Linked DNA regions of Homo sapiens: region 2 is linked to region 1. The links are chromatin contacts, found by Hi-C or POLR2A ChIA-PET in ENCODE. All regions are on one chromosome and are shown on one strand. Each heading gives the region's core, a stretch centred on a gene start or an enhancer-like site at or near the end of the contact. The rest is flanking DNA. Distances are from core to core; before and after follow the strand shown. Region 1 overlaps CHSY1 (chondroitin sulfate synthase 1). Region 2 holds the start of SELENOS (selenoprotein S).

Evidence for each region. A loop is a pair of places that touch in the nucleus more often than their neighbours do. ChIA-PET counts read pairs that join two places held with the same protein, here RNA polymerase II (POLR2A). Pooled maps may share reads with other maps.
Region 2: a loop to region 1 is called in a map of posterior vena cava, with 13 times the contacts of the local background. The contact joins the promoter of SELENOS here to the enhancer-like site in region 1. A Hi-C loop is called at or near these places in 3 of 168 maps with a recorded cell type or tissue (Calu3, mesothelial cell of epicardium and posterior vena cava) and 2 of 50 pooled maps. POLR2A ChIA-PET finds 5 or more read pairs at or near these places in 8 of 52 experiments (GM10248, MCF 10A, Panc1 and 4 more).

Annotation. Positions count from the first base shown.
Region 1 is chr15:101,230,269-101,234,836 of GRCh38, forward strand. All of the region lies in intron 2 of CHSY1 (chondroitin sulfate synthase 1), which reads right to left. Among named protein-coding and RNA genes, the nearest start is that of CHSY1, 19 kb to the right of the region's middle. Within about 2 kb of position 2,623, at least 5 of the 41 ENCODE cell types and tissues checked have a DNase peak (open chromatin) inside an H3K27ac peak, as active enhancers do.
Region 2 is chr15:101,275,597-101,280,164 of GRCh38, forward strand. SELENOS (selenoprotein S) reads right to left here and starts at 1,889. Exons shown (of 6, transcript NM_018445.6): 1 at 1,746-1,889; 2 at 945-1,079. The coding sequence starts at 1,821. RefSeq lists a silencer at 1,765-2,094.

The sequences.
Region 1 (4,568 bases), core at 1,373-3,872:
AGTGCTCACTCTTTGGGACATCTAGCCACTGAGGGTCTGCCTGGTTCTCAGGCCTGCGAGTTTAACGGGCAGCCTAAATGAGTGAGGAAGGAACTACTGGAACACAAATCATCTCTGTGACAACCCAAAGTCAAGAAAAATTATTTCTTTGTGGAGAGAACATTCAAAAACCTCTCATGAGGTGATGGACATGTCAACCTTCCTGATTTGATCCTTATACAACATATACATGAATACATTAAACCATACTCCATAAATATGTACAATTATAATGTGTGAATTTTTTTTAAAAAAAGAAACATTATTTCTTCTATTATTAAAGTGAAAAATACCCCAGGCTTCTGGTATATGGATGTTCAACATTCCTTTATGAGACAGACTAACAAGGAAGATTTTATCTTTTTACACATTTTGCTGCAAACTCCAATTTCCCTTGATGATATATGCCTCCTCATAAAAAGAACATTATCCATTTCAGCCTTCCCTGTACTGTTTTATATTTAAAATCAGTATCACAGGTTTCATATTTTTAATTTCTTTTCAACTGGTTCATGAACATATGGTCTTTGTCTCCTCAACTACTCTGAAGTCCTTGAGGGAGAAAAAGGTGGCCATTCATGTTTCAATCTTTTGCAATTTCCCTACCAATTCAGAGGGCAGTTCTGGGCTCATTAATGAACCCTTAACAAGTACTTACTGGCTAACTCAGAGCTTCATAACTGGTGTATTTTGGTGTGCGGGTGTAACATGAACAAGTTCCATGTGTGCCCAGATAACAATCCTTCCAGGCCTAGAGTGGTATGGGGCTGTAGGGGTGGTGGAGGGGACAGGAGCTAGGGATTGGGGTAACAGCAGCCCTTGGAGGCAGGCTCCTCAGCGTGAGTGAATTGAGTCAATGTCAAGATGTGAAAAAGATTGGGGAGCCTTGGGCTAAATGACCGCCTAGAAACACTGCCGAAAGAACTGGAAATAGCCCGAACGTCCATCAAAAAGACGAAGTTCTTTTATTTACCAAATGGGAAATCTTCCAAGACATAGATGGTAGGTATTACGCTACCATTCATGTAAACGGGGAGAGAAGTAGAAACTTAATTGTTTGTATATGATATGATACGCAGGAAACCTGAGGCACCATGATGGCTAATTCACAGCGGAAGCCCAGGGGCCGGAGGCAGAGGAAGGAAGACGTATTCCTATAAGCCCTTTGCACTTCTGAATTTTGAGCCACGTGACAGTATTGGCTATTAAAAACAATTAATATTTTAAAGCTGTCAAATCCACCTTTGCCTATCTCCAAATTTCATCAATAATCATTACTGTCTACAGCTTCACCCCTAGTCAAATATGAGAAAATAATAGAAGAAAGATCTACTGGTTGCCTGCGTGCAGTCTGTGAAAATCCACTGGGCTTGACCCTTGCGACCTATGCACTTTTCCATACGTACAGTACACGTCGAAGCAAAAGTCAAAGACAAAATGAATAGGTTACTTAAGTCAATTTTCTTTTTGTTCCCTCTTAAGAGTAGTATAGCTTTTCATGTATTTGCCTTGATAAAATGAATTCCTATTTCAAAATTTTCAATAATAATTCTCAAAAACACCTCACCTGAGTTGAGTCAATATTGCTGACACCATGTGGCAAGGGGAGCCAGGAGCTGAGCTCCTCCCAGCTCTTCCCCAGCCTCCAGGCCTACACTCTCACTATCCTCTGACTTCTCTGTGAGTTTAACATTATTTCCAAACAAAGTTCTCAAGGCTATTTTTTAATAACCACCAATAATTATCAAAACAAGTTTAGAAATGAATCTAGACTTTGATTTTGACAGTTGTTCCTCACAAGTCATTTTAATTACCTAAGTGTCATCCCAAGGTACTATTTCTACTCGCCAAAAAAAACACTATACCTTCTGGCTAGGCTTATAATAGGGCAAAATAAGTACCTTCCAAGTCCCAAAGCTTAACGTAATTGTCTTTAACATAAGACTCCACCTCAATAATTTCCCATAATGTGAACCTTAATGGGGAAACTAGATTTACAGGAAGTTTAATAAAAGTTCCTCATCCACACGAAGGATTAATCTTACCTGAGTGGTGAACACAATGATAAACCTAATAACAACTTAGGTTAGAAGCACTTAAAGCTTTATAAAAAGAAAAATAAAAAAATAGAAATCAAAGGTCTAATAAGATGGCAAGTGTTCCAATAGATGAATTCTTAACATTATAATGAAGAACTACACGTGAAAGGGAACACTTCAAACATGTAAGAAAACATACAGGAGAAAACATATTCGTGACCTAAGGAAGGGAAGAATTTCTTAAACACAAAAGCACAAACCGTAATGGAAAAGAATGATGCATTAGATTGCACTTAGATTCACAATTTGCGTACAATAAAAATCCCACAATTAAGGTGAAAAGTTAAGTCACAGTCTGAGAAAAGATACTCTATCCAGAATAAAGCACTTCAACAAAACTGTAAGACAACATTTCAGCAGAAATACGGGCCAAGACTACGAACAGGCAAGGCAGCTCACAGAAGAGAAAAAGAGAGCTCTGGGCACTGCAGGTGGGAGGGCCCTGTGGCACAAGCCCAGGAGAAGCCTGCAGCAGTCAGTCAAAGCTCTGACACCACAGGGCATTTAAAGAAACGCAGAGCAGCAGCAGGCCCAATAACCACACTCCCAAGGAGAGCCTTGCTGCTGCTGTCCCTGACCCACCTCCCAAGGCAGGGAGACGGGACCACACGGGGAGGAGGCCTCCTCACCAACCAGGTCCCTTCAGCTGATGAGGCCACTGACAGGATGCACCAAGCCTCAGAGGGGGCTCCAAGTGTCCAGACAGGATCATTCCATGCACCCCTTCGCAGGCCATCAGAAACCTTTTGTGATTACCTCCCGTCAGAGGAAAATCATCTCCAAAATGGCCTCCCACCCTGCAGCCCCAGGATGACACTTTCTAACTACCTCTTGGCACTAACGCTAAACCCAAGTTCTTGATCAAACTCAAGAGACTGGCTCTGTTGGTGTCTGTCCAGCAGTATATAACAGCACGACCTAACTAAGACATACTTTTAAAAATTCTCTCCCGAAAGAAGGTCTGTCCTCTATGATTCCGGCAAGAAGGTTGGCTTCTCGGAGATGATGGTCAGGGGAAAGTGTTCCAAAATATACAATGTGTTACCTATTTTAACCATAATGAAATGTGTCAAGGTTATAACTACTTTCTTAGGATGGGGAAAAATGCAGAAATATTGCCAGCTGTATTCTGCTTAAAACAGCGTGAAACCCTCAAACAGCTTTCCTCGCTGCAAAAATCCGTGACGACAGAGAGATCCCGTAGGCCCAGTGAGCTGTCCCCTATGTGCTGGGGTTGGGGGGATAGTATAAGGCACACAGGGATTGAAGAGTTCACTCAAGATCACATTTAGGATTTAAAATGTATCTTTGTGACTTTGTAATTAAAAATTACATGGCCACTCCCTGTATGCTTGAAAATGTCCACTTCCCTAAAGTTCAAACAACAAAAAAAGTAAGAGTGATTAGCAGACATTTAAAAGCAAGTCTAGGGGTGGACAAGTACAGGCAAGAATACTGCTCTTTCACTCAAGTACGTGCTTTAGAACATTAGTTCAGAAAAAAGCTAACAGTTCATATTAGAAAGTGTATTCTTTTTCTTGGGCAAAAGATCTAGCAATTACCTCTGCTCCTCACAACTGCCAGGAGTTTATCAACCTAAAGACAATACAACCTCAATAATTTTTTTCACCATTAACTGGTATCAGATTGTGCAATCTGCAGGCAAAGGGTGCAGCAACAACACAGGAAAGTCCAAAGCCAGTCCATCTTCTCTACAACTGCTACAGAGAAAACATCTACAAGCGGACTTCCTTCGGCAAATTTCATTTATGTGTCACGGTAACTCAGAAGTTGCACGACAACTATTCTGAAAGCAACAACTATATTATAAACTCACAGATTAAAGTAACTATCTGAACAGTCAAGGTACACAACAAATGCGAAGTCAAATGCTATTGGCTTTTTTATACCATGATTCCTTTTATAAATTCAAAACACGTTAAGTTTCTAATCTGTGTAGGTCATTATGACCAGAAGAGAAGAGCCAGGCCTTTGCAAAAACAAATAGGGAGATATCCTACATTCTTGCAATTACATCTGTGGAATCAGCAGAAGTCAGACAAGATGATTTTCTGGATAATCAAGAAAATATCACCATGACCATCAGCAACCCATTATCTTTTCTTTAGGCCCCAAATGCCATTATTTATTAACTAAGTATTAGGACAAAAGTATGGAAGAGCCGGGCGCCGTGGCTCACGCCTGTAATCCCAGCATTTTGGGAGGCTGAGGCAGGCAGATCACAAGGTCAAGAGTTCGAGACCAGCCTGGCCAGCATGGTGAAACCTCGTCTCTACTAAGAATACAGAAATTAGCCTAGCGTGGTGGCGCCTGCCTATAATCCTAGCTACTCGGGAGGCTGAGGCAGGAGAATTGCTTGAACCCAGGAGGCGGAGGTTAAAGTGAGCCGAGATGGCGCCACTGCACTCC
Region 2 (4,568 bases), core at 639-3,138, 45 kb after region 1:
GAAATGCCAATTTCTGAGTTCCCCTGAGCAATTCCGATTCATAAAGCCTGGGATAGTGGCCACACAGAGCACATCTTGGATACCTCAGTGACACCCACAGTCTCTAGGCTGACTAGAATCCTGGAAGACTACCAAGGAAATATAAAGTTTTCTAAATCATTATCCATCCCTTAATTAGCGCAGAAGATTCTTAAGTATTTGTTTCTACAGAAAAGAAAAATCCTTCCAAATAGCATTATGAATAGAAATGAACTCATTTCTATTCATAACGTCTACTCATAGAGTCTCGCTCTTTGCAACAAGGCTAGACTCCATCTCATAGAAAAAAAAAAAAAAAAGAAAGAAAAGACAGTCTCACTCTGTTGCCCAGGCTGGAGTGCAGTGGCACAATCTCAGCTCACTGCAATCTCCAGCTCCCAGGTTCAAGCGATTTCTCCTGCCTCAGCCACCCTAATAGCTGGGATTACAGGTGCCCGTCACCACGCCCCACTAATATTTGTATTTTTAGTAGAGACAGGGTTTCACCATGTTGGCCAGGCTGTTCTCGAACCCCTGACCTCAAGTCATCCTCCTGCCTCGGCTTCCCAAAGTGCTGGGATTACAGGTGTGAGCCACCGCGCCCCACCGAGAACCATATACTTCCTACTTTTTTTTTTTTTTTTTTTTTAAAGACAAGGTCTCAATCAATTGCCCAGGCTGGAGTGTAGTGTGGCCCGAGCATAGCCCACTGCAGCTTTGACTCCCTGGACTCAAGTGATTATCCCGCCTCAGCCTCCTGAGCAGCTGGGACTACAGGTGCGTGCCGCCACTCCCGGCTATTTTTTTTTTTTTTAAATAGAGACAGGGTCTTCCTGTGTGGCCCCTCTTACTTTTACTAAGAGACTAACTCTTAATATAAAGGAGGTGCAAAACCACCGCTTTCATTTCGGTTATCAGGCACTAACCCACAGCAGCCGCAGCTCGGTCCAGCTGCCTCTGCCTCAAGGCTCTTAGCCGGGCGGAAAGCTTCTGAAAGACCACGTAGAGAAGGATGCAGCTGAAGACGATGTACCAGCCATAGGTGGCCAGCAGGGAGCCCACTGAAAAGAAAAACAGTTTTCAAAAAACTAAAAATGACACTACTAGTTGACCTTTCCATAAGACTCAACAAACACAAAGTGTAACTCCTGCCCTCAAAGCCTTCATGGTCTAGGCTGAGGAAAAAGCCTCCTAAGTAGATCGTTAAAACACGAACTCAAGAAGTGCGACAATTCAGGGATCACTGAGAAGTGAGACTTCCCAACCATCTGGGGAGTCGGGGGCAGTTAGAGTGTGGAGGGCACAGCAACTGGGTTTTGAAGAATGAAGAGCAACTAATCTGAATCAGGAAGGCAAAGGCCTTTCAGAGCCACATAGAAAGGGGTGACAGCGCGGGGAGTCAGGAGTGTGTATGGGGCTGTGTGGGACGGGTCCCAGAGGCAAACGCCAACGGCCGAGTGACCCCAGTAACTACCACAGGAAGGGCTTGGTTCGCAAAAAAGACTTGCGCAAACAAGGGACAGCCGAGCCGCCCAGGGAAGTGCGGCTCCCGAGAAGCCTCCGCGCAAGGTCCGGGCCTGCTGCCCAAGGTCCGCGTAAGCGCCAACGCCCGACCGTTCCCAGGCCTCCCAGGCTCCGGCGCCCGGTGCAGCGGCGGACGACCCACCCATCATGGCTGCGCGTCGCAAAAGTGGCGGCGCGCGCCCGGCTGCCCCGCAACGACTCACCCGTGGTGTGCAGGAAGCGCAGCCCCTCGGTCTCCAGGGCCGGCCGCGCGGACAGAGACTCCTCTTGGCGTTCCATGACCGCCGCCGCCGCCGCCGCCCAGCCCTGCCGCCGCGCCTCCAGCCGGGCGCTTCCGGTGCGCTCCTACGCACACGTGGCGCGCCCGGACGCGGTCGTGGTCCCGGCCAATCGCAGGCCGACCCCGCCCCGTCGCTGGGCCAAACGCAGGGGGGCGTGGCCGAGGGGCGTGGCGGGGGAGAAATCCCGGCTACGCTCGCCGGGGCCGGGACAGCGCGTGTGGGAACGTTCTGTGCTATCTCTTGGCTTGAGTCGGGGGTGGAGGACGGACCTCGTTCACGGATTTCTTACCGAATTTCTACTTTCTTTTTTTTTTCTAATTGGACACTGAAGCCAAGGAAGTCAGTGGTCGCCCGGAAGCAGGATTTGCACCCACATCCTTGCCCGGGGCACATTGGACAACAGGGCTCAGTTGGTTGACGACTCCCAGCATTTGAGGGTTGCAGCCAACGTCCACCCCAAGTGAAGACACGAAATGTGAGCAGCCTCCTGCTCCTGCTGCTGGTGATACCTTTCAGGCCAAGAAAGTCCCCACCGATCCTCAAGGTTCTTTCTCCAAAATCAAAGCCTTTTAGGAAAGAACGATCATAGTAACTGCTCTAACCTGTGTTGAATTATACTGTATCACCACAAGACACGATCACAGAGTTACTTATAATAGTGTCCTGGCTGTGTTCCTCTGCCTGCAACGCCGTCCCGCACCCTCTTCCACCACTCAAACGTCACCACCTTTATGGTGACCATAACCATCCTATTTGAAATGTGACCTTGGGTTTTTCTGGAGCATTTGAAGTGCACATACCTAGCTGTGTTTCAAAAGAAGGGTTGGGAATTGGGAATAGAACTGAAAAAATAATGAATAGGTGACAACATCCGAGTGCTGCGTCACCACTGTCGCCAGGAGCAGTGTGGGGAAGGCAAACCATGACATGAAGCGTGAACGCAATCAGTGTTTCTTCAATGCAGGTTTGCCAAGAAGTTCCTCAAGGGGGACAGCTGCAGGGATTTGAGCACTGACCTCATCAAGCTTTCCCAGCAGTGTGTTCAGAAAGCAATAAAGGGGACCTGGCATTCATGAGCCATAGCAAAGAGAAGCCTGAAAGCTCTTCTTCCCTGTTGGCCACCTTGAAAATGGACTCCTCAGATGAACCGAGGACTCTGGATGTTATCCATAAAGGCTGTGAAGATAGCTTATCGATTTAATGAGGAATTTTAGGAGGGAGAATTTCCTTCTTCATGTTTGCCTTTCCGTTGTAAAAGGTGATGAACCATCACCACTCTTTGCTTTGCTACAGATGATTTCTCACTTGCTCTGGCATCTTGCAGGAACATTTATGTGCTAAATTGAATGACTTCTATGGAATTAGTTGCAATTCTCAGTCCCAGATTAGCTTTAAATCCGCCTTACATCTAAATACTGATAAACTAGACAGGATGAGCAGGGTTGCCTCAACTATTTTGTTAGGCTGTGAAGGACATTAGGTATACCGTACTGGGGTCATAGTTCATGGAAAAAAATGGTTAGGGCCTCACTTTTCTCTCAGGAAACTCATACCAAAACAGTTTCAATCAATGCTTGGGAGCAGTTTTATTTTTATACAGTAACTTAACAGGATGGTTTAACACAAGAGTTCCCCATCTTGACAAGGTGTCAGATGAAGACTTGAGAGCTTCAAGAATGTTGCAGTGGGCCAGGAGTGGTGGCTCTTGCCTGTAATCCTATTGCACTTTAGGAGGCTGAGGCAGGAGGATCACTTGAGGCCAGGAGTTCAAGACCAGCCTGGGCAACACAGCAAGATCCCATCTCTACAAAAAAATTTGGCCAGGCACGGTGGCTCACGCCTGTAATCCCAGCACTTTGGGAGGCCGAGGTGCATGGATCACCTGAGGTCAGGAGTTCAAGACCAGCCTGGCTAACATGGTGAAACCCTGTCTCTACTAAAAATACAAAAATTAGCCAGGTGTGATGGCGGGCGCCTGTAATCCCAGCTACTAGGGAGGCTGAGGCAGGAGAATCGCTTGAACCTGGGAGGCAGAGGTTGCAGTGAGCTAAGATTGTACCACTGCACTCCACAGCCTGGATGACAGAGCAAGACTGTCTAAAAAAGAAAGAAAAGAAAAGAAAAAAAACCCACAAAACTTAGTTATGGAAGAAGATCCTAAATTGCAAAGATTTGTTGTTGCCGGCTTTCAATCCATGTCAATGAATTAAAGTCAACGTGCACAGTATAAAAATGCCAAAATGTTGCATCTGATTAAATGAAGGGAACGTTTGCTTTATTTGCCTTGTTTAGCTACCTTATCCTGTAATGTCTGTAATCACAAAGATGGAATAAATTGTAACATTTTAGGTTCTATCATTAAAAAAAGGCAACAATCCTTTTCACTCAGGACTTTGCGATATAAAATGGAAACCAGTATTAACTCATGAAAATAATGCACATTCTAAGCATATAGAAAACCAAAGTATCCTTGTAAACTATTGTGAACTATTGTATACATATATACATATAATGCATATATTCCACTAAAATCTAATAGATATTATTTGAATGCATGGATGATGGCTTTTCAGTTCCTAGCACATTGATCTTATGGTCCTATTGATAGAAGTTACTCATCCTAGCCAGGAATTTGTTACCTTTGTCCCTTTAATCAGGTGTTATAACCTCACCTGGCTTGGCTTGTCTAGAACTGGAAAGGTATTTCAACAAACACTTTGCTCAATGTAATTGCTCAGGTATTAT